5 separate regions of the Homo sapiens genome follow, and regions 2, 3, 4 and 5 are each linked to region 1. The links are chromatin contacts, found by Hi-C or POLR2A ChIA-PET in ENCODE. All regions are on one chromosome and are shown on one strand. The core of a region is the stretch at or near the end of the contact, and the rest is flanking DNA. Distances in the headings are between cores, read along the strand shown. Region 1 holds the start of LIMK1 (LIM domain kinase 1). Region 2 holds the start of TBL2 (transducin beta like 2). Region 3 holds the start of VPS37D (VPS37D subunit of ESCRT-I). Region 4 holds the start of ABHD11 (abhydrolase domain containing 11). Region 5 holds the start of CLDN3 (claudin 3).

Region 1 (4,639 bases), core at 1,320-3,819:
GAAAAATACATAAAAGAAAATAAAATGAGGCCAGGAGCGGTGGTTTATGTCTGTCATCCCAGCACTTTGGGAGGCTGAGGTGGGAAGATCACTTGAGGTCAGAAGTTTCAGACCAGCCTGGCTAACATGGCAAAACCCGTCTCTACTAAAAATACAAAAATTAGCTGGGCGTGGTGGTGCACGCCTGTAATCCCAGCTACTCCAGAGGCTGACACAGGAGAACTGCGTGAGCCCAGGAGGAAGAGGTTGCAATGAGCCAAGATCGCACCACTGTACTCCAGCCTGGGTGACAGAGCGAGACTCCGTCTCAAAAAGAAAAAAAAATAGATAAATAAAATGACAACAGGAAGGCCTGTAGGGATTTTCTAGTCAAAACACCTCATGTCATAAATGGTAAATTAAGGCCACGAAGTCACAATAGGGGACGGCACCAGGAGGCATATCCCGGCCTCCCCCATTCCTTGACCAGCCTGTCCTCTCTGGCAGGCCTTGTTTAGGGCAACACAGGCCCTGGGCACCCCACCCTACCTGAAGCAGTCTGCGTGCCAGTCCGCGTTCAGGGCCTGGAGGTACTGGCCATCATAGATCCTCTGGCCGCAGCTTGCACACACGGGCAACTCGCTTCCTGCAGGGTGGGAAGGGAGTTGGGAAGCATTCTCAGGAAGTGTGATCTGGTGCAGGCCCAGCTTGCCCTGCCCACCCCACATATACCTACACCTGCACCAATCCTCGCACACTGCACATGTGCAGCGCCCAGGCAGGGCAGTCGCTGTGCCAAATAGGAGAAGAAAGGGCGCTGGCCTGAGTCTTGCTGAGATACTGACTAGGTTGCCAAGCTTCTCTGGCCCTGTTTCCCTATGTATCAGCTTAGGAGGAGGATCAGGTCCATCCTCCCGCTATAGCATTGGATCTGGCAAGGTAAATGAGGAGAAAGGAAGCAGTGGCTTTAGGGATAAGGCAGTGGGTGACATTCCTATCACAGCCTCCTTTCTTCCCTCTCCTGCCCAGGAAGAAGTACTAAGAGGGCCCTTCAAAGGCAGGGACTGGACAGGGCTGGATTAGTGCATCCTGGGCTGAAGCCAGCTGGGAGGTCAAGGGCAGGAAGCCTGGAGGTGCCGGCCCTAACAGATCCTTGGCAATGAATGCCCTGGCTTGGCAAGGGGAGGGGGCTGCAGACCTGGGTACTCCCAGACACCTGTCCCAGGGAGGCCTGGCACCTCCTCTAGCCAGCCACAGGCATGCTTAGTCATCCTTGGGGCCTGGCACCCTTGGAGCTGGTGGGCCCTGGAAAATGCCCCAGACCTGCCCCTCTCCACTGTACAGAAGGGGAGACTGAGCCCCAGAGATGGCATGGCTTGCCCAGTCACATAGCTAGGTCCCAAGGCCACAACAGCCTGACCCTCTGTGAAGACGCAGGTACCTTAGGTAGGCAGGGGCTACAGGAAGGTGGGCCCCTACCCCAATCAGGTTTTCATGGGCCTGGGAAGAGTTGGTGGCAGGGGGAGGTGTGGAGTCAGGCCCTGCCTTGGGGCCAGGTGGATCTAAGTGACAGGTCAGCGAAGGAGATCCAAGGAGGGGCCCCCAGACCCTGTCCTAGGCTGGGGGAGTCCTTGAACCCTAACTGCAGTGCAGTACTGCGCCTTGGGCCCCAGTGAGGGAGAAGGGGCTAAAGAGGAGGTTAGGATGAGTCATGCTCCCAGCCAAGACTGAGGGCAGGCACCGGGTTTGGGGCACGGACAGGGAGAGTGGATGAGGCTCCCGCAGTACACGGCCTCCGGCTTCCTGGACGCCTATCTCCGCTCTACCCATCTGGCCCCCAATCACCGACACCGGGGGGGCAACTACCCAGTTTCCAAATGTACAGAAGGGGAAACTGAGGACCAGGAAGTCAGCGCCTGGCTCAAGGTCACAGAGCCGGGCAGGCGCCCGGCGGCCACTGGGACCCGGGGCTGCGGCTTCCCCAGCCGCTCTTTCTTCCGAGACTGGATAAAGGGTGGCCCCAGGGCGAGGCCCGGGTGGTGGACAGAGCACGCGGATGGAGGCCGACGCGGGGTGGGCAGTGTCTGGGAGTCCTTCGCGGGGGGACGTGGGAGGAGGAAAAAGGGTCCAGGGGCCCCCAGACCCGCAGGAGGGCAGCTCGCCGGGGGCCGGGGAGGGGGATCCCGGGCGGGAGGGGGACAGGGAGGGGCCTGCGGGCTTCGTAAGGACGAGCTCATCCCGGAGGAGGCAGGGGCGCGGCCTCCTGGCAGACCCGGCCCCCTCCCGTGCCCCACGCTGCCCCGGGCACCCCCTCCAGGCCCTCGCCCCACACCCCGCGGCCCGCGCACCTTCCTCTCCCATACGTTCTTCCCTCCAGGTGCAACAAAGTAGCGTCAACCTCATGCACTCGACGGGGGGCGGGGCCCGGCGGGGCTGGGGCTGGGGGCGGCCGGGCCCGCGAGCTCGCCCACCGCCGCCGGCCCGGGGAGGCGGGGGCGGAGGGCGCGGGCCGGGCCGGGCCGGGCCGGGGGCGCCTCTCGGACACCGGCGGGGAAACCGGCTCGGCGCCGCGGCGGCTTGGGGAGCGAGCGGAGGGGCGGACCGAGGCGGGGCCTGTGAGCTGCGGCACGGGGGCGGGGCGCGGGCGGCCGGCGGCGGGAACGGCCCTGCGCGGCCCCGCCCCCACCAGAAAACCCCGCCCCCACGCCCAAGGCCACGCCTCTAGAGGCCACGCCCCGCTGCGGCCCGGCCTGGGGGCGCCGCGAGCTGGCGCGGCGCGCCCCGCCCCTCCCCGCCCCTTCCGCCCTTCATTCATTCTTCTTTCTCCCAGCGACAGGCCTCGGCTGGGAGCTGCGAGGCCCAGCTGTCTCGGAGGGCCGCTAGCTCTGCTGGGGCAGGCCAGGAGGATGTAGGAGCCTAGAGAAGGGGCCTCCGCTTCCCTGCGCGAGGCCCCCACAGACCCAAACCAGCTGCAGCCGGGAACTCGGATCAGAGCTGGAGAGGCCCTGTGGACCCCCAGGACACTGGTGGTCGCCTTGGGGAGGGGAGGGAGGCGGGCCGGGTTTTGTCCCTCTCTCTGAGGCCTGCATTGAGGCCAGGCTGGGCCCGGGGAAGGTGACGGTCCGCGTCTCAGGCCTCGCGAATGAGCAGCACCAGAGAAAGGAGCGAGCCCCTGCCAGGCGGTGACAGGTGTACTCTTCTCAGTGCCGATTACCTGGAGCTGGGGCTGCCCTGCCCAGGGTCCTGGAGGGAGCACGGGTTTGGGCTGAGTCAAGCGTCCAAAGGAATTGGGTGGTCCAGTCCAGCACTGATGGTGGAACGCCCTGCCTAGATGTGGACAATTCTAGAATGCTGGACATGGGCAGGAAGCAACCCTGTCCCCCCTAGGTCTACCTTCCACGTCATCCCTCTGCCCAGGAAGCAGTGACCGGAGTGGAGCCACGTGCCCACGTGAACCCAGTGAACAAGAGGCAGCGCTAGCCCAGCTCCAACTCTAGTCATCATGTTTGTGGGGAGAGGTCTAGGCACGTCTGCAAAGTGGGGGGCACTCACCCCTGGGTGCAAAACAATTACGTGGGGTGGGAAGAAAATACTAGATTTTTTTTTTCTTTTTTTAGATTCGGTCTCGCTCTGTTGCCTAGGCTGGAGTGCAGTGGCGGGATCTCGGCTCACCGCAGTCTCCACCTCCCAGGTTCAAGCAATTCTCCCACCTTAGCCTCCCGAGTAGCTGATATTACAGGCGTGCACCACCATGACCGACTAATTTTTGTATTTTTAGTAGAGATGAGGTTTCACCATGTTGACCAGGCTGGTCCTGAACTCCTGACCTCAGGTGATCCACCCTCCTCGGCTTCCCAAAGTGCTGGGATTACAGGTGTGAGCCACCACGCCTGGCCAGAATTTTTAATTTCTCATGAGAAAGAAGGCTGGGCACAGTGGCTCACACCTATAATCCCAGCACTTTGGGAGGCCAAGGTGGGAGCATCACGTGGGGCCAGGAATTGGAGATCAGCTTAAGCAATGAAGTGAAACCCTGTCTCTTCTAACTTTTTTTTTTTTTGAAATGGAGTTTCACTCTTGTTGCCCAGGCTGGAGTGCAATGGTGCGATCTCAGCTCACAGCAACCTCCACCTCCCGGGTTCAAGCCATTCTCCTGCCTCAGCCTCTGGAATAGCTGGGATTATAGGCATGCACCACCATACCTGGCTAATTTTGTATTTTTAATAGAGACGGGGTTTCTCCATGTTGGTCAGGCTGGTCTCGAATTCTGGACCTCAGGTGATCCACCCACCTTGGCCTCCCAAAGTGCTGGGATTACAGGCGTGAGCCACCGCGCCCAGACTTTTTTTTTTTTTTTTAATTAGCCAGGCATGGTGGCTCATGCCTGTAGTTAGTTACTTGGGAGGCTGAGGTGGGAGGATACTTGACCTCAGGAGGTTGAGGCTGCAGTGAGCTATGATTGCACCATTGCACTCTAGCCTGGGTGACAGAGACCCTGTCAAAAAAGATAGGGAGGGAAAAAAAGGGGAAGGAAAGAGAGGGGAATGAGAGCCTTGTAACTTGGCTGTAGGGCATATACCAGGCAGGACCCTGGCTGGAAACAGAAAGTGCCACTTAGTGGGGCTAACTGGGGAGAGTTTGATAAAGGGGATGTTTGCAA
Region 2 (4,639 bases), core at 913-3,412, 510 kb after region 1:
TCTGCCTCCCAGGTTCAAGTGATTCTCCTGCCTCAGCCTCCCGAGTAGCTGGGATTAGAGGCGTGGGACACCACGCCCAGCTAATTTTTGTACTTTTGGTAGAGACGGGGTTTCGCCATGTTGGCCAGAGACGGGGTTTCACCATGTTGGCCAGGCTGGTCTCGAAGTCCTGACCTCAGGTGATCCTCCCGCCTCGGCCTCCCAAAGTGCTGGGATTACAGGCATGGGCCACCGCACCCGGCCTTAAAAGAAGTTTTCTGGCCGGGCGCGGTGGCTCAAGCCTGTAATCCCCCAAGCACTTTGGGAGGCCGAGGCGGGCAGATCATGAGGTCAGGAGATCGAGACCATCCTGGCTAACACGGTGAAATCCCGTCTCTACTAAAAATATTTTTAAAAAATTAGCCGGGCGTGGTGGCGGGCGCCTGTAATCCCAGCTACTCGGGAGGCTGAGGCAGGAGAATGGCATAAACCCAGGAGGCGGAGGTTGCAGTGAGCCGAGATCGCGCCACTGCGCTCCAACCTGGGCAATAGAGCAAGACTCTGTCTCAAAAAAAAAAATAAGTTTTCTATGAAAAAATTTCCTGGTCTGGGCCAGTCGCGGTGGCTCACACCTGTAATCCCAGCACTTTGAGAGGCTGAGGCGGGCGGATCACGAGGTCAGGAGTTCAAGACCAGCCTGACCAATATAGCGAAACCCCGTCTCTACTAAAAAATACAAAAAATTAGCGGGGCATGCTAGCGGGCACCCGTAATCCCAGCTACTCGGGAGGCTGAGGCAAGCGAATCGCTTGAACCCGGGAGGCAGAGGTTGCAGTGAGCAGAGATGGCGCCATTGCACTCCAGCCTGGGCGACAGTGCAACGAGACTCCATCTCAAAAAATAAAAAATAAAAATAATCTCCCAGCTCGGCATGGTGGCTCACGCCTGTAATCCCAGCACTTTGGGAGGCCGAAGCAGGTGGATCACCTGAGGTCAGGAGTTCGAGACCAGCCTGGCCAACATGGCAAAACCCCCGTCTCTATAAAAAACACAAAAAGTAGCAGGGCATGGTGGCACGCGCCTGTAATCCCAGCTACTCTGGAGGCTGAGGCAGGAGAATCTCTTGCACCCGGGAGACGGAGGTTGCAGTGAGCCGAGACGCGTCACTGCACTCCAACCTGGGCAACCGTCTCAAAAGTAAATACATAAATAAATAAATAAAATAAGTTTTCTATTAAAAATTCTCCCTTTTAACTTTCGACTTGCCAGGCCAGCCCCAAATCCAGGCCCTCGTCACCTCCCTCTCGGATCCTTGAAGCCACTGCCGGTTTTCTGATTTTGGTCTTTTCACACAAAGGTCCATCCAGGGAATCCTCAGACACAGCTTTTGCCCCACCTCTCCCTGTAATGAGCAGCTTGTTGGATGGAGCCAGCGCTCAACGTCCCCCAGACCTTTCCGCCCCTCTAGCCATTTCCCACATCCCAGCTTCTCAGGTCTTTGCGGAGGCTGTTCCACTCCACGCGCCTGGCCTACTCTTCCTTAAAAGCCCATCTGAACTTTCGCTGATGCTGAGTTTCCTATCCGTTAAATGGTAATAATAATCCCCGCCCCGCTTCCTTGAAAGGATCCAGTGTGGTGATGGCTGGAATAATGCCTTTAATAAACAATTATCAGTGAGTTCTTCAGGAGGAGGCGTGAGCAGTGATCGCAAATCCCGCCTTCCTCCGCCCTCCGCAGCCCTGCAATCTCAACCGCCAGGCGACCCGCCCCTCGAAACGCACCAAGGGTCGAGCCCTGCCCCTCGAGATGTTCTACTTCCAGGCCCCGCCCCTCGAGACACTCTACCTCCGGGTTCTGCCCCTCGAGACGCTCTAACAACCCAGCCCCGCCCCTCGAGACGCGCTAACTCCAGACTCTGCCTCTCGAGGCGCTCTAATAACTAGGCTCGGCGGGTGGAGATGCTCTAACTCCAGGCCCCGCCCCTCGAGCGCCACAACAGCCGGGCCCCACCCCTTGAGGTGCTTTAACGGCCAGGCCCCGCCCTGAAGGCGTTGTAACAACCAGGCTCCGCCCCCAGGCGCTCTAACGGCCAGGCCCAGCCGCTTGAGGCTCCCCAACGGCCAGGCCGCGCCCCCGCGTGCGTGCGCGGCCCGGCAGAGCCGTGCGGGCGCCCGCGTACTCACTAGCTGAGGTGGCAGTGGTTCCACCAACATGGAGCTCTCGCAGATGTCGGAGCTCATGGGGCTGTCGGTGTTGCTTGGGCTGCTGGCCCTGATGGCGACGGCGGCGGTAGCGCGGGGGTGGCTGCGCGCGGGGGAGGAGAGGAGCGGCCGGCCCGCCTGTAAGTGGGGCCGGGTCGGGTGGGGGCGGCCCGCGGTGTCCCGGCTCCCGGCCTCCTCGTGGTCCGACCTGCGGTTTGGGCCCGCGGCTGGTGGGGCCCGGCGACTCCATGGGCCTCAGTTTCTCCTCTGGTAACGTGAGCTTCGCTTCCAGAGACGGGGACCCGCCTTGCCGGGTTAGGCGCACCTCCTGGGGCGGGACTGGCTCCAACCTGGGCCCCTTACTGCGGCTTTCTCTGTGGCCGAGGCCAGGCCGTCCCCGGGGTGGCCAGGAGAGCACCGTAAACTCTTCAGCCTGCTCCGTGGCCGCGATCTCGGAAAAAGCACCAATTCTGTGATGTGCAGCAGCATTTACTGGGCATCTATGACCCTGTGATAGGCTTTGGGGTCTTTTTCTGTAAGGAGTCCAGTAAAGGAGAAGTACATCTGTATTATGAACACCTAAATATGTAAGTGAAAAACACGGTGAAATAAGTTTCACTGAGGCCAGGCGAAGTGGCTCACGCCTGTATTCCCAGCACTTTGGGAGGCCGAGGCAGGGAGATCGCTTGAGCCCAGGAGTTTGGGACCAGCCTGAGCAACATAGCAAGACCCCATCTCTACGCAAAATTAGCTGGGTGTGGTTGTGCACGCCCCTGTAGTCCCAGCTCCATGGGAGGCCGAGGCAGGAGGGTGTCGTGAGTCCAGGAATTCAAGGCTGCAGTGAGTTGTGATAGATCGCGCCACTGTACTTCAGCCTGGGTGACGGCAAGAGCCTGTCTCTGAAAAGTTTCATAGAAGAGGTTAGTACTAGAAATGGGAAACACCAGAGAGTCAGTGGGCAGCCCTGCTCTTTTTATTTATTTTTCAGACAGAGTTTCGCTCTTCTTGCCCAGGCTGGAGTGCAGTGGCACAATCTTGGCTCGTTGCAACTTCCGCCTGCCAGGTTCAAGCGATTCTTCTGCCTCTGCCTCCCGAGTAGCTGGGACTACAGGCACACACCACCACGCCTGGCTAATTTTTGTATATTTAGTAGACGGGGTTTCGCCACGTTGGTCAGGCTGGTCTCGAACGCCTGATCTCAGGTGATCCACTCGTCCTGGCCTCCAAAAGTGCTGAGATTACAGGCGTGAACCACTGTGCCCGGCCAGCCCTGCATTTTTTTTTTTTTTTTTTTTGCAGGGGGACGGAGTTTTGCTCTGTCGCCCAATCTGGAGTCTAGTGGCGGGATCTCGGCTCACTGCAAGCTCCGCCTCTGGGTTCACGCCATTCTCCTGCCTCAGCCTCCTGAGTAGCTGGGACTACAGGCGTCCGACACCACACCCGGCTAATTTTTTGTATTTTTTGAGTAGAGACGGGGTTTCACTGTGTTAGCCAGGATGGTCTCAATCTCCTAACCTCTTGTGATCCACCTGCCTCGGCCTCCCAAAGTGCTGGGATTACAGGCGTGAGCCACCCTGCCTGGCCGAGTCCTGTTCTTTTATGGGGGAGGTGGTTGTTAGGGAAATCATTACTGAGAATAGGGGGCACATGAGGTAGTGTGGGGTCTCAAAGGATGGTTCTAGAAGAAGAGTTTGCCAGAAGGCCAAGGAAAAAAGACATTCCTGCCAATGGCAATACCCGAGAAGGCAAGGAGTCCCCAAACAGCATTTGGTATGACTTAAGTGTGAGGAGGGGGGCTTGTTAGACATGCCTGGAGAGAAGGAAGCAGAGGACAGATTGTGGCTGTGTTTGTTTGCAGGGCCCAGGAGCTTTTTTCCTGTTGGAATTGGGGAGCATCTGCAGTCATTTACCACATGCCAGCTTTGTGACTCAATTAAGTATCTTTTACAAAAGTGACTGGCTCCACTCCCCCGCACAGGACTCAACAGATGTTGACTTCTCATCCCCGAGTTCTTTCAGGTACTGGAGTGCAGTGGTGCGATCTTGGCTTACTGCAACCTCTACCTCCTGGGTTCAAGTGATTCTCCTGCCTCAGCCTCCTGAGTAGCTGGGATTACAGGCGCCTGCCACCACGCCCGGCTAATTTTTGTATTTTTAGTAGAGACGGGGTTTCACCATGTTGGCCAGACTGGTGGAACTCCTGGGCATCAAGATGATCCAGCTGCCGGGCCGGGCATGGTGACTCACGCCTGTAATCCCAGCACTTTGGGAGGCCGAAGCGGGCAGGTCACAAGGTCAGGAGATCGAGACTGAGGCAACAGAGCGAGACTCTGTATCAAACAAAAAAAAAAAATGATCCAGCAGCTGCCTCAGCCTCCCAAAGCGCTGGGATTACAGGCATGAGCCACCGCACCCGGCCTCCATAGAGCCTTTAATGCTTGTGTTCGGTACTTTTGCT
Region 3 (4,639 bases), core at 932-3,431, 420 kb after region 1:
CACAGAGGGACAGAGTGACAGACAGGCCAGGGCCCCGGGCTTGCACTCTCCCGCTGACCCCATGTGATTCTATATTTCCCTTTCCCCTGGTCTAGAGCCTCAGTTTCCTCATCTGTACCGTGCCCATGTGACCGCTTTGTGGATCCGGCCCCTACCAAGTTTCTGCTCCTCGTCCTAGTACAAAAGAGACAGGGGAGGCTTTGTCCCCCTCAGCATCTCAGGGGGACCCTGCGTATTGGGTCCCCTTTCTCCCACCCAACCCTCCCCACTTCCTCTCACTTCCTCAACTCTACTGCCCAGCAAGCCAGGAGCAGGTCCGCCCAACTCCCATCCATCAGAGCCTGGCACTTCCCAAGGCCAACCCACCGGATGGCCAACTGCCCCCACCAGCCCCAGGGGGTTCTCCCAGACGTGCCCTCACCCAGTCGCTGCAGCTTGTCCGCGCAGTTCTCGGCCACCTCACGAAGCTCCTGGTATTTGATGGCCAGGGCAGCCCGGCCCATCTCCAGGCGGGGCCGCAGGGCCAGGTTCTCCTTGGCCAGCGCGTAGTTGGAGGCCAGGCAGGCCTCACGCTCCAGCTGCAGGCCCTGGAACTGCGGGCAGAGAGGAGCTAAGAGGCCCGCTCAGGGGATCTGCCCTGTCCACCCTACTGCCCCGTCCACCCTACTGGGCGACCGTGCCTGAGGGCCAGGCCAAAGGCACCTGTCAGGCACCCCTTCAGGGTGGTGAACCCAACAGGTGAAGGGACGATGACAGGCCGGGACCAGAACTGGCTCTGCCCTGAGCTCCCTCTCTGGCCTCAGTTTCCTCTTTTACAAATCGAGTTAAAAAACATCCACCTTATGGGGTTGTTGAGAGACTTAAGTGAGGAAAACTATAAAGGCCTCTACAAATGTTAGTTAATTTTTAATTTTTCAATTAATATGTCTGCTCAGGTCCCGGAGGAGTGCCCCTCCCTCCTCTGCCCCATTTTCCATGCATGGACAGCTTCCCTCTCACTCCAGGCCTTTGTCTGTTTCCTCCTCAGGTGTTTGCACCGAAAACACTCCCACCCCCTGCTCATCCTCTCCAGAGGGGTGTCTGCACCCCGTCCCCTCACAGCACCCCCTCGGGTCACCCTCTCTTCCCTTCCCACCCCTTCCTCTGCCTCCAGTGGAATCCTCACACCCCAAGGAATACACACCCCCTTTTCCTCCCTGCTCCGGGCTTACAGCAGCCCCGGCCCTGGAGAAGGCTTTTTCCTTGTCTCTAGCAGGGCCCAACCTCCCCTCCCTGCCCCTGGAGAACGCACTCCCCTCCATCTGTCCCTTGTGGGATGCACAAGCCCCTCCTCGCCTGCCTGCTTTCAACACACACTTGCCCTTTCTGCCCCCCACAGACAACCAGCCCGGGCCTATCTCCCGTGAAATATACAACTTTCTCTTACGGTGGCCTATGCAATACACACGGCAGCTTCCAGCACCCCTCCCCAACGCCAGGCACAAAGCCCCCTCTTGCGCCCCCAGAATGCGTGAACCCCCAACGGCCCCTCCAGGTGTCAGACAGGCCCCTAGTTCTCCCAGTGGAAGGCGCCTCCTCTTTCTGGCCCTTACAGAACGTGGGTGTGCGAGCCAGGGCCCCCCACAACACAGCCCCCCGGAACACACCTCCCCGGAGCATCCGCTGTAGGACACGCCTCGCGGCCATCCTGGGGGTGCACAGGCGCCCCCCTCGGGTCCCCGGCGCCCCACCCGCCCCAGGCCAGCTCCAAGCGCCCCCTCCCCCGGGGGTGGCTCCGCGGGGCCCACTCGTACGTGCCAGGCTCCGCGCCCACGGGCGGCCCCGCGGCCCGGCCCGCGCGGCCCTTCCCTCGAGCGGCAGGTCCCGCAGGCCGCTGCCCGTCCCCCGCGCCCCCCGCTCGAGCCCCCCGCGCTACCTTCCTGCTGAGCCGCACGATCCGGTCCAGCTTGGGCTCATCCTGAAGCAGGTCCCGGAGCTGCCCGGTGCTGAGGATCCCAAAGCGCCCCGGGCTGCCGGGCTCCGGCCCCGCCCGCGCCGCCCGGGCCCGGTACATGCCGCCCGCCCGCGCCCCCAGCTCGGCTGCTGGCTCGGCCCGCTCGGCCCGCTCCGCCCCGGCTCCGCTCCGCTCCGCTCCGCTCCGGCTCCAGGATCCGCTCCGGCTCCGGCCGCACGCACCGCTCCGCCGCCAGGGGGCGCCCCTCCCGCTCTTAAAGGAGCCGCGGCGCCGGGGCTGGGGGTGGGGCAGGGAGGAGGCGGGCCGCACCCCTCCCCGCCCCGGCCGCGCCGCGCCGCCTCCAGCACCCCAGGATCGCCCAGCAACCCGATCTCCCCGCCCCTCCCGGAATCTGAGCCGCCCTGCTCTGCGCCCCAGCACCGGCCCTGGCTCACCACGCCCCCAGGCACGGACTCTCCCACCCCGGGCGGTTACAATTTGCAGAGCCCGTGCACGTTTTCCCCTCGGATGGCAACAACAAATTTCTGACTTTGGCCGGGCGCCGAGGGCTCCTGCCTTGCAGCCCTCCCCAAGCCTCAGTTTTCTCTTCTGTAAAATGGGGTTGGAGATGGTGAGCGCTGACTTGCTGGCCGGGCGCGGTGGCTCTCTCCTGTAATTCCAGCGATTTGGGAGACCGAGAAGGGAGGATCGCTTGAGGCCAGGAGTTTGAGACCAGCCTGGGCAACATAACAAGACCCCCGTCTCTATTTAAAAAAATTTAAAAATTGTCAAAAGGGTGAAAAGAGGCCGGGCGCGGTGGCTCACGCCTGTAATCCCAGCACTTTGGGAGGCCGAGGCGGGCGGATCACGAGGTCAGGAGATCGAGACCATCCTGGCTAACATGGTGAAACCCCGTCTCTACTAAAAATACAAAAAAAATTAGCCGGGCGTGGTGGCGGGCGCCTGTAGTCCCAGCTACTCGCGAGGCTGAGGCAGGAGAATGGCGTGAACCCGGGAGGCGGAGCTTGCAGTGAGCGGAGATCGCGCCACTGCACTCCAGGCTGGGTGACAGAGCGAGACTCCGTCTCAAAAAAAAAAAAAAAAAGAGTGAAAAGAACAATTTTTAAAAGTATTTAAATGCTTTTAAAAAGTATCCGGACATGGTGGCATGCGTCTGTAGTCCTAGCTACTCAGGAGGCAGAGGTGGGAGATTGCTTGAGCTCAGTTTTGAGACCAGCCTGGGCAACACAGCAAGACCCCATCTCTATAAAAGTAAAATTAAAATGCTGAGGGATAGTGATATGGCTAGCAATGTTATAATGAATACACATAGTAGGTCAATACCCACTTGTTATTTTAGACATGCAGAAGCATCACAGAGGCCGGGCACGGTAGCCCATGCCTGTAATCCCAGCACTTTGGGAGTCCAAGGTGGGTGAATCATTTGAGGTCAGAAGTTTGAGACCAACCTGACCAACAAAAATTAGCCGGGCGTGGTGGTGGGCGCCTGTAATTCCAGCTACTCAGGTGGCTGAGGCAGGAGAATCGCTTGAACCTGGGAGGCGGAGGTTGTAGTGAGCCGAGATAGCACCACTCCACTCCAGCCTGGGCGACAGAGACTCCGTGCTCCGTCTCAAACAAAGAAAAAAAAGAAAAAAAAGAGATGATGTCGCCTCCCCAAAGTCACATTACAGGTAAATGATACAGTCCCGTTTCTTCTCATTTGTACAGTGTCCACAGAGCATACGATGCCGCTCTGCGCTGAACACTGGGTTAGGCCCTGTGGGGACACTGTCCCTGCCCTCAGGGAGTTCATGGATTAAGGCAGAGTCCCATTCCCACTCAACTAATTCTAGTATAAGACAAATGGCAGGTGTCACCTCATGATGGCTTTGTGATTCCCATGTGATCCCCGATATGTCCTGTACCTTGTCTTTACAAATAGGTTAAGCCATTGTCCCCATCTCAGGAAATAGACACTCAGAAATTAAGTCAGACAATGAGTGACCCAGCCTGGGCAACACAATGAGACCCCCATCTCTGCCAAACATAAAAAATAAAGTAGCCGGCCGTGGTGGTTCGTGCCTGTAGCCCCAGCTGCTCAGGAGGCTGAGGTGGGAGGATCACTTGAGCCCAGGAGGTTGAGGCTGCAGTGACCTATGATTTTGCCACTGTACTCCAGCCTGGGAAATGGAGCAAGACCCCGTCTCAAAAAACAACAACGACAACTGAGCTTGTTCCACCTTAATACACTGCTACAAAAGTACAAAGAGCAATTAGGAAGGCTTACCAGAGGAGGTGGCATTTGAGCTGGGTTTCAGAGGTTGAATAGGAGTTCTCAAGTTGAAGGAGAAAATGATGAAAGCAAACAGAAATCCATAAGCCAAGGCATAGGGGCGGGAAGAGCTGAGCAAGGACTCTCCCTATCCAGCCATAGCATGGTGGGCAGGCATGGTGCCAATGTCTGGGAGAAGCGGCAGGACAGCCTTGTTGACAGACCATAAAAGTAACACTTCTACTTTTTTTTAAAAACAGTTCTACATTTTTACAACAACTAAAATTGGCTTTCCCCTTCAAGACTCATCTGGAATATCACCACCTCCAGGAAGCCCTCTCCACCTTCCCAGGCTAGGGGGTTATTCCCTTTTCCTCTGGACTCACACAGTCCCTTCACTTTCTTTTTAGACAGAGTCTCCCTCTGTCGCC
Region 4 (4,639 bases), core at 1,566-4,065, 350 kb after region 1:
AGGTGTGGTGATGCGCGCCTGTAGTCCCAGCTACTCGGGAGACTGAGGCATGAGAACTGCTTGAACCCGGGAGGCAGAGGTTGCAGTGAGCCAGGTTCCAGCCTCCATGACAGAGCCAGACCCTGTCTCAAAAAAAAAAAAAAATTAATGGCCAGGCGCAGTGGCTCACACCTGTAATCCCAGCATTTTGGGAGGCCGAGGCGGGCAGATCACCTGAGGTCGGGAGTTTGAACCAGCCTGACCAACGTGGAGAAACCCCGTCTCTACTAAAAATACAAAATTAGCCGGCGTAGTGGCGCATGCCTGTAATCCCAGCTACTCGGGAGGCTGAGGCAGGAGAGTCGCTTGAACCCAGTAGGTAGAGGTTGCGGTGAGCCAAGATCGCACCATTGCACTCCAGCCTGGGCAACAAGAGCAAAACTCCGTCTCAAAATATAATAGTAATAATTAATTAATTAATTATTTTTTTAAAAAAAAAGTTAGGACTCATCCTGTAGGTCCTGGACCGCCCTAAGGAGGTGGGGGAGGGGTCAGTGTAAGACTAGCTGGCCCAGGTGTCATATCCGGGAGGGCCACTAACCCAGCCACCCGCAGGACTTCCACATAAGCATTTACCAGTGCCCTGAAGCTCTTGATGACTATTACCACTTTGCACCAGATGAACAAGACATAGCTCCCGCTGTGGACACACAGGGAGGGCTGCCTCTATAATACTACACAGTAGCCTCTGAGAAATGCTTCCAGAACATTCCATGAAAGAGATTAGTTTTAACTCAGAAAGTCTGCGAAGGCTTGAGGAGGAGGCAGCAGTTATACAATGCCTTAAAAGGCCTATAGCTGAGGCCAGGCATGGTGGAGCACACCTGTAATTCCAGCTACTCAGGGGGCTGAGGCAGGAGGATCAGTTGAGTCTGGGAGTTCCAGACCAGCCTGAAACTGTCCCCTTGCTATGCCTAGAACATAGTAAGACTCTATCTCTACAAAACAGAAAAAAATTAGCCAGACATGGTGGTGCACATCTGTGGTCCCAGCTACTCGGGAGGGTGAGGCAGGAAGATTGCCTGGGCCCAGGGGGAAGAGGTTGCAGTGAGCCGTGATTGTGCCACTGCAGTCCAGCCTGGGTGACGCAGTGAAACCCTGTCTCAGAAAAAATAAAATAAAAGCCATATACCTGAGACAGGAAGGTCGCTTGAGGCCAGGAGCTGGAGACCAGCTTGGGCAAGGTAGCAAGACCCCTTCTCTAAAAAAAATTTTGTTGGGCCAGGTGTGGTGGCTCATGCCTGTAATCTCAGCACTTTGAGCCCAGGAGTTCGAGACCAGCCTGGGCAACATAGCAAGCCCCCGCTTCTATTTTTTAAAAAAAAAATTTTTTTTTTGAGATGGAGTCTCGCTCTGTCACTGAGGCTGGAATGCAGTGGCAAGATCTCGGCTCACTGCAACCTCCATCTCCCAAGTTCACACGATTCTCCTGCCTCAGCCTCCCCAGTAGCTGGGATTACAGGGCCGTGCCACCACCCACGGCAATTTTTTTTTTTTTTAAACGGAGTCTGTCTCCGTCCGGTAGGCTGGTGTGCAGTGGCATGATTTCCGCCCATTGCAACCTCCGCCTCCTGAGTTCAAGCGACTCTCCTGCCTTAGCCTCCCGAGTAGCTGGGATTACAGGCACCCGCCACCACGCCCAGCTAATTTTTGTATTTTTAGTAAAGACGGGGTTCCACCATATTGGCCAGGGTGGTCTCCAACTCCTGGCCTCAGGTGATCTGCCCACCTCAGCCTCCCAAAGTGCCGGGATTACAGGCGTGAGCCACCGCACCCGGCCTAAAAAAAAAAATTGTAACCATGATTCAGTAAAAAAAAAAAAAAAAAAAAAAATGTTAAAATTAGTCTGCGCCTGTAGTCCCAGATTCTCGGGAGGCAAAGGCGGGAGGATCGCTTGAGCCCAGGAGGTCGAGGCTGCAGTGAGCTACGGTCGCGTCACTGCACTCCGGCCTGGGCGAGGGTAAGACCCCCACCAAAAAAAAGTATAGGACTCGGGCAACTGGCTATCTGGAAGACAGACAGCACCCCAGCAGGAGGTGGGGTGTGGAGAAGACCTTGAAAGGCAGGGTGCCTGATAGGGGAGTATGAGAATGGGGAGTATGGGCAGAAAAGCAGGTGGGATCAGACTGGGGGAGCCTTCCCCAAACGTAAAAGGGACGAAGGGGCTTGGGGAAGAGCTCTAGAGTGCCCCCGAGCTCCTTCTAGATCGACGACTCCAGGATGGGTGGGTGTCCGTGCTCCGCCCAACCTGCCCGGGCCCCCGGCAGTGGAGCACGGCGCCACCACACTGGCACTCCGCCGCCCAGAGCCACCCTGGCGCCGCTCGCCCCCGCCGGCGGCACAGAAACGATGGCAGCCACCCAGGTCAGTGAGCGATGGCAGGTGCGGGGCGGGAACCGAGCCCTAAGCTGCAACCAGAACCGAGCACGCACAGAGCGGCGCAGACCGAATTCCCAGATTCTACGCACCGCGGCGCTTCGCGAGGGGAGGGGCAAGCACCGCGGGTTGCCCAGCCTAGGGCGAGGCCAGGTGCGGCGCTCAGGGCGACCCGCGCAAAGCCTGCGGGGATTACGTAATGGCGTAAGGGGCGGGGATGGAGGCGGGGCCGGACTGTTCTCGGGGATACGTAAGGAAACGGGACCAAGGGCGGAGAATCCCGCGATGGGGGCGGGGAGAGGGCGGGGCTCAAGTCGGAACTGGGCGGGGCGGCTGAAGACGGAAATGGGCGGGGCTGCGAGCTAGGGCGGGAGAAGGAGCGCGGGGAGGACGTACCTTGTGAGATGCGAGCCGGCCAACAGCTTGCAAGCATGCTCCGCTGGACCCGAGCCTGGAGGCTCCCGCGTGAGGGACTCGGCCCCCACGGCCCTAGCTTCGCGAGGGTGCCTGTCGCACCCAGCAGCAGCAGCGGCGGCCGAGGGGGCGCCGAGCCGAGGTCAGTCAAGGGCACCGGGCGGGAGGCCATCCTCTGTCCTCCTTTTCCTGCCGGGCCCCGACGGCCCCATCTCCTCCCTTTGGGCCTGTCACCTCCCAGGCCTCTCCCCCAAAGCTCTTTCCCCCTACCCCTTTCCCCGTCTCCGCCGGCTCAGACTCTGACCTCGATCCTTCCCCTGCCAGGCCGCTTCCGCTTTCCTACAGGCTTCTGGACGGGGAGGCAGCCCTCCCGGCCGTCGTCTTTTTGCACGGGCTCTTCGGCAGCAAAACTAACTTCAACTCCATCGCCAAGATCTTGGCCCAGCAGACAGGCCGTAGGGTGAGCTTTCGAGTGGGCGGGGCTCCTTTGGGGCTGGGCGGGAGTGGGCGGGGCCTGAGAGGAGGCGGGGCAGGGGGGGTCCCGCTTCTCACGCTCACTTCCAGATCCCTCACTCTGAGTATGGACCCTGAACGGCAACCCCATTTATTCCCTCACGTTGCCATCTTCATTAATTCATGTTGTAGATCTCCATCGGGGCTGGCCCATGCCTAGGCGCCTGCACCCTTTCCATGAAGGGGCCTGCTTGTTCACTAGGGATGACCGGGAGCTCACCACCTCTTATGGCAGCCCATTCTTCTGTGCTCCTACTGTTGGAAATTCCTGGAGTCTCCTTCCTGGCATTCTCCGAGATTGCCACCCAGCCAGGCCAGCCCTTCAGAGACGTGGTCACAACCCTGGGGCCTGCTCTTCTCTGGCAGAGTGGCCCCAGGTTCTTCATCTGGGCCTCCTAGGTCTGGAAACTGGGCCCTTCCCCTCCACAGGGTGTATCCCCAGGCTCTCCACACCTTTGACCTGCTGTCCCTACAAGCCTTTGGCTGTCTACCCCCAGAATGGGGATATCAACGCAGCCCCGTCTCACCCCACTCCCCAGGTGCTGACGGTGGATGCTCGTAACCACGGTGACAGCCCCCACAGCCCAGACATGAGCTACGAGATCATGAGCCAGGACCTGCAGGACCTTCTGCCCCAGCTGGGCCTGGTGCCCTGCGTCGTCGTTGGCCACAGCATGGGAGGAAAGACAGCCATGCTGCTGGCACTACAGAGGGTGAGCCGCCCATGTCTGGGGCCTCCTCCCATTCAGTATATACCCTGAGGGCCCTGCAGGCAACCTGGGACTCACATGATCGTTGGATGACCAAGTTCAGGCTCCAGGAGCCATGCCTGAGACTCCCTATGTCTGCCTAAGACTGGTCCCAGTTCGGTTCTCTCCCACAGCCAGAGCTGGTGGAACGTCTCATTGCTGTAGATATCAGCCCAGTGGAAAGCACAGGTGTCTCCCACTTTGCAACCTATGTGGCAGCCATGAGGGCCATCAACATCGCAGATGAGCTGCCCCGCTCCCGTGCCCGAAAACTGGCGGATGAACAGCTCAGTTCTGTCATCCAGGTGATACACCCAAGGTGCCCCGGATGGTATTGTAGACCAGGACCTGTCAAGGGAAGAGTGGCACCCCCAGACCGCACAAGGAACCTCCCCCAACTGCTGCACCCCCACAGGACATGGCCGTGCGGCAGCACCTGCTCACTAACCTGGTAGAGGTAGACGGGCGCTTCGTGTGGAGGGTGAACTTGGATGCCCTGACCCAGCACCTAGACAAGATCTTGGCTTTCCCACAGAGGCAGGAGTCCT
Region 5 (4,639 bases), core at 602-3,101, 310 kb after region 1:
CCGATGGTGTTACATGCTAAGCAGAATATAAAGTATTAAAGGGGGGCAGGCATTGTGGGGTAAGAAACTGCAATTTTATTTTATTTTATTTTATTTATTTTATTTTGAGACAAAGAGTCTCGCTTTGTCACCCAGGTTGGAGTGCAGGGGTGTGATCTCAGCTCACTGCAACCTCCACCTCCTGGGTTCAAGCAATTCTCTTGCCTCAGCCTCCCGAGTAGCTGGTATTACAGGCGTGTACCACCACGCCTGGCTAATTTTTGCATTTTTAGTAGAGACGGGATTTCGCCACGTTGGCCAGGCTGGTCTGGAACTCCTTACCTCAAGTGATCCACCCGCCTCAGCCTCCCAAAGTGCTGGGATTACAGGCGTGAGCCACCGTACCCAGCCAGAAGCTGCAGTTTTAAATAGGGTGGTCAGGGAAAGACTCACTGAGAGCAAAAAGCTGAAGGCAGTTAGGAGTAAGCTATGTGGATGTCTGCAGGCATGTTCCATGTACAGGGGACAGTAAGTGCAGGGACTCTGAGGCAGGGGCATGTGGTATGCAAGGGCTGCTCTGAGGGGAAGAGAGGGGATGGGGTTAGGAACAGCCCAGGCTGAACCTCCAAGGCCAAATCTGAAGGGCTCTGAGCTTGGTGAAGAAGGGGGAACGATCGTCCAGGTGTGACAGCCAGGGCTTTGAGTGTAGCATTTCTGACTTCCCAACCTTTTTTTTTTTTTTTTTTTTTTTTTTTAAACAGGGTCTGCTCTGATGCCCAGGCTGGAGTGCAGTGGTGCGATCATAGCTCACTGCAGCCTCGAACTCCTGGGCTCAAGTAATTTCCTGCCTGAGCCTCCGGAGTAGTTGGGACTATAGGCACACGCCACCACACCTGGCTAGTTTTTTAATTTTTTGTAGAGACGGGGTCTCACTATTTTGCCCAGGCTGGTGTCGAACTCCTGGTCTCAAGCAATCCTCCCTTCTCAGCCTCCCAAAGTGCGAGGATTACAGGAGTCAGCCACCACGGTGCTCGGTCCTGCCCGATTTCCCACTTTTGCGGAGATCGAACCTCTTTCACCACCATTTCATTAAGGTGGGCCTCAGCCCTGACTCAGGCTCAAAGGGAGGGAGGACAGGGCTCGGAGAGGGGAGGGGACTCAATGGGAGGAGGGGGACTTCTGGGAGGGGAGAGCAGCTTAGCTAAAGGCATGCAGGCTCACGGCCAGCGATGGGAACTGGAGGGAGAGCTGGAGAGGAATTTGAGCTTAGTTAGGCTTAAGGGCATCTTTTGGGTACCTTTGCGCAGGCAGTCCCTGGCTTCTGGGCCCAGCAATTCCTGGGCTGGACAACCCCACCGCCCGGACTCAGGCTGAGCCTGTGCGACGTGTGTACGGGAGGGGCAGAGCAGCAGGTGCGCGGCTCCTGCAAACAGCCGCGGCCACGCCCACCCTGGTCCTCCCCGCCCCGCCGTTCCGGGGTAATTGGCAGCGCCCCCATCCCCACGCGGCACGTGCCAAAAGCGCCCAAAGTGGTGAGGAGAGAGAAGCCGTGTCAAATTCTTTGGGATTTGCACCCCAAGCCCCTGACGCATCCCGTCCTCGGTTTTGCCCCGGAGAATTCATTCCCGAGCAGAGAGGGACAAGGACCGAGGGGCGGGGGCTGGGTCAGGTCCCGCCCTTCCTTGGCAACCCCCCTACCCCGGCGTTGTGGGCCGCGCAGGGCCAAGTCCTTCCTCCCAGGACGCTCGGTGAAGGTGGGAGGCAGGGGCCACGTCACTGTCCTTAGGCCCTGGAGAGCGCGGCTCCGCCCCTACCGCCCCCACCGGAGCGCTGGGCACTTAGCTAAGACGCACCGGCCCCAGCCCAGGGCCAGCCCAGTCGCCGCCGCCCGCCCACAAAGCCACAGGCAGGTGCAGGCGCAGCCGCGGCGAGAGCGTATGGAGCCGAGCCGTTAGCGCGCGCCGTCGGTGAGTCAGTCCGTCCGTCCGTCCGTCCGTCGGGGCGCCGCAGCTCCCGCCAGGCCCAGCGGCCCCGGCCCCTCGTCTCCCCGCACCCGGAGCCACCCGGTGGAGCGGGCCTTGCCGCGGCAGCCATGTCCATGGGCCTGGAGATCACGGGCACCGCGCTGGCCGTGCTGGGCTGGCTGGGCACCATCGTGTGCTGCGCGTTGCCCATGTGGCGCGTGTCGGCCTTCATCGGCAGCAACATCATCACGTCGCAGAACATCTGGGAGGGCCTGTGGATGAACTGCGTGGTGCAGAGCACCGGCCAGATGCAGTGCAAGGTGTACGACTCGCTGCTGGCACTGCCACAGGACCTTCAGGCGGCCCGCGCCCTCATCGTGGTGGCCATCCTGCTGGCCGCCTTCGGGCTGCTAGTGGCGCTGGTGGGCGCCCAGTGCACCAACTGCGTGCAGGACGACACGGCCAAGGCCAAGATCACCATCGTGGCAGGCGTGCTGTTCCTTCTCGCCGCCCTGCTCACCCTCGTGCCGGTGTCCTGGTCGGCCAACACCATTATCCGGGACTTCTACAACCCCGTGGTGCCCGAGGCGCAGAAGCGCGAGATGGGCGCGGGCCTGTACGTGGGCTGGGCGGCCGCGGCGCTGCAGCTGCTGGGGGGCGCGCTGCTCTGCTGCTCGTGTCCCCCACGCGAGAAGAAGTACACGGCCACCAAGGTCGTCTACTCCGCGCCGCGCTCCACCGGCCCGGGAGCCAGCCTGGGCACAGGCTACGACCGCAAGGACTACGTCTAAGGGACAGACGCAGGGAGACCCCACCACCACCACCACCACCAACACCACCACCACCACCGCGAGCTGGAGCGCGCACCAGGCCATCCAGCGTGCAGCCTTGCCTCGGAGGCCAGCCCACCCCCAGAAGCCAGGAAGCCCCCGCGCTGGACTGGGGCAGCTTCCCCAGCAGCCACGGCTTTGCGGGCCGGGCAGTCGACTTCGGGGCCCAGGGACCAACCTGCATGGACTGTGAAACCTCACCCTTCTGGAGCACGGGGCCTGGGTGACCGCCAATACTTGACCACCCCGTCGAGCCCCATCGGGCCGCTGCCCCCATGCTCGCGCTGGGCAGGGACCGGCAGCCCTGGAAGGGGCACTTGATATTTTTCAATAAAAGCCTTTCGTTTTGCACTCGCTGGAGCCTCCTTGTTCCCAGCGCCTCCACCTCCCTGCAGAGCTCCCCCTCGGGGCGGCCTTGGCTGGATCTCGCTCTCCCGGATGGAGCTTAGAGGGAAGATGGGGTTGTAAGCTGAGCTTGGTGATGGCGGGGTGGTCACTTGCCCACTCCCTGGGGATTCGGAAGACAGCCTGTGAGGCCAAAGCCAGCGCCCAATCTAGGAAGCAGGCATGAGCACTTTCCGCACGCCATGGCTGGGGATGGGAGGGGAAGGTGGCAGAGATGTGCCCCTGGGTCTGTGCTGGGAGCCCGGACCCCGCACAATACCCGACACATTCGGAATCTCCCGTGCGCCTTGTGAAAGAGCGCATTCCGTACTGCCATTTCCTATTGGAAAAACGAAAACAAAAAGACCTATTGTTTGGATAAAACACGCCACCAAAAGTAAAACCGGGCCAAATCTTCTCACCTGGGGGAGAGATGAGAAAGGGTCCCCATCTCCTTCCTGGGACCCTCAAGGGAGGGAAAGAGGGAGGACTTAGAAGGGGTATCTCAGAGGGGCTTGAGGCCGGGTCTCACTGGCTCACTCCTAGAGGACGAGGTGGGAGGCTCGCTTGAGCCCAGGAGTTCGAGACCAACCTGGGCTACATAGCAAGACCCTATCTCTACCAAAAAAAAAAAAAATTAACTGGGTATGATGGCATACACCTGTGGTCCCAGCTACTCAGGAGGCTGAAGCAGGAGGATGGCTTGAGCCCAGGAGGTAAAGGCTACCGTGAGCTATGATTGTGCCACTGCACTCCAGCTGGGGCAACAGAGTGAGACCCTGTCTCAAAAACAACAACGACAAAACACACACACACACACACACACACACACACACACACACACCCCAGAGGAGTGGTTAAGGTGAACAGTGTGGAGAGGCACTGGTGCCTTGGAGAAAACACAGGAGATTCAGGCGGGAAAAGGGGCCTGAACCCAGGCACAGGGTGACTTGGTGGGGGCGAGAGATTCAAATGACTGGATGGAACATAAAGGGAGACAGGAAGTGTCAGTAAAGCCCAGGACTCCAGCAAGCAAAGGCCAAGTCATGGAGAGTCCGTATGTGGAATTACAAACTTTGAACCTTACTCTGGGTGTAGGGAGTCATGAAAGGGGAAGTACCTGGTCAGATGCTTTTAACCTCTCCAGCAGCCCCTGTGGAACTGGGATTCAAGGAGAAAGATAAAGGAGGGGAACCACCTAACAGGATATGCCGCCATCTTGGAGTGAAATGATGGTGGCCAGAAATTAGGCAGGGGCAGGGAGTGGGGGCAGAACCTGACAGGGGCTGTTAAAGTGGGCAGGACCCGGGAGCCATTTGGATGTGCAGGGTGAGAGAGGCGAGAATCTAGAAAAGAAGGCTGGAATCTGGGAGTTTCAACTTAGGTCACTGATTGGATAGTGGTATCATTTACCAAAATAGGAGACGGAAAGATGATGGGTTCCATTTTGAACGTATAGAGTTTGGTGAGGCCAGGGCATGG

The links. Hi-C counts contacts between places; a loop is a spot of excess contacts on that map. ChIA-PET counts read pairs that join two places held with the same protein, here RNA polymerase II (POLR2A). Pooled maps may share reads with other maps.
Region 2: a map of CD8-positive, alpha-beta T cell shows a loop between it and region 1 (5-fold over the local background). The contact joins the promoter of TBL2 here to the promoter of LIMK1 in region 1. A Hi-C loop is called at or near these places in 3 of 168 maps with a recorded cell type or tissue (CD8-positive, alpha-beta T cell, HL-60/S4 and naive thymus-derived CD4-positive, alpha-beta T cell), 9 of 37 single-sample maps with no recorded cell type and 11 of 50 pooled maps. POLR2A ChIA-PET finds 5 or more read pairs at or near these places in 1 of 52 experiments (Caco-2).
Region 3: a loop to region 1 is called in a pooled map, with 8 times the contacts of the local background. The contact joins the promoter of VPS37D here to the promoter of LIMK1 in region 1. A Hi-C loop is called at or near these places in 1 of 37 single-sample maps with no recorded cell type and 5 of 50 pooled maps. POLR2A ChIA-PET finds 5 or more read pairs at or near these places in 3 of 52 experiments (PC-3, activated T-cell and activated naive CD8-positive, alpha-beta T cell).
Region 4: a map of B cell shows a loop between it and region 1 (6-fold over the local background). The contact joins the promoter of ABHD11 here to the promoter of LIMK1 in region 1. A Hi-C loop is called at or near these places in 5 of 168 maps with a recorded cell type or tissue (B cell, CD4-positive, alpha-beta T cell, CD8-positive, alpha-beta T cell and 1 more), 11 of 37 single-sample maps with no recorded cell type and 17 of 50 pooled maps. POLR2A ChIA-PET finds 5 or more read pairs at or near these places in 4 of 52 experiments (GM12878, WTC11, activated CD8-positive, alpha-beta T cell and 1 more).
Region 5: a loop to region 1 is called in a pooled map, with 3 times the contacts of the local background. The contact joins the promoter of CLDN3 here to the promoter of LIMK1 in region 1. A Hi-C loop is called at or near these places in 1 of 50 pooled maps. POLR2A ChIA-PET finds 5 or more read pairs at or near these places in 2 of 52 experiments (OCI-LY7 and PC-9).

What each region holds. Positions count from the first base shown.
Region 1 is chr7:74,081,734-74,086,372 of GRCh38, reverse strand. It overlaps LIMK1 (LIM domain kinase 1), which reads right to left and starts at 2,569. Exons shown (of 16, transcript NM_002314.4): 1 at 2,328-2,569; 2 at 529-625. The coding sequence starts at 2,382. RefSeq lists enhancers at 47-644, 1,756-2,025, 2,512-3,190, 3,086-3,195, 3,191-3,869 and 1 more and silencers at 2,216-2,265, 2,376-2,425, 2,546-2,815.
Region 2 is chr7:73,576,102-73,580,740 of GRCh38, reverse strand. It overlaps TBL2 (transducin beta like 2), which reads left to right and starts at 2,162. Exons shown (of 7, transcript NM_012453.4): 1 at 2,162-2,321. The coding sequence starts at 2,192. RefSeq lists an enhancer at 1,511-1,580 and a silencer at 1,911-2,550.
Region 3 is chr7:73,665,373-73,670,011 of GRCh38, reverse strand. It overlaps VPS37D (VPS37D subunit of ESCRT-I), which reads right to left and starts at 2,181. Exons shown (of 4, transcript NM_001077621.2): 1 at 1,916-2,181; 2 at 422-593. The coding sequence starts at 2,053. RefSeq lists an enhancer at 1,024-2,019 and silencers at 2,001-2,300, 2,411-2,510, 2,521-2,570.
Region 4 is chr7:73,736,978-73,741,616 of GRCh38, reverse strand. It overlaps ABHD11 (abhydrolase domain containing 11), which reads left to right and starts at 2,815. Exons shown (of 6, transcript NM_148912.4): 1 at 2,815-2,971; 2 at 3,154-3,289; 3 at 3,882-4,055; 4 at 4,226-4,396; 5 at 4,507-4,639. The coding sequence starts at 2,847. RefSeq lists enhancers at 1,702-2,358, 2,359-3,016 and a silencer at 2,695-2,794.
Region 5 is chr7:73,767,482-73,772,120 of GRCh38, reverse strand. CLDN3 (claudin 3) reads left to right here and starts at 1,851. Exons shown (of 1, transcript NM_001306.4): 1 at 1,851-3,124. The coding sequence starts at 2,072. The coding sequence ends at 2,734.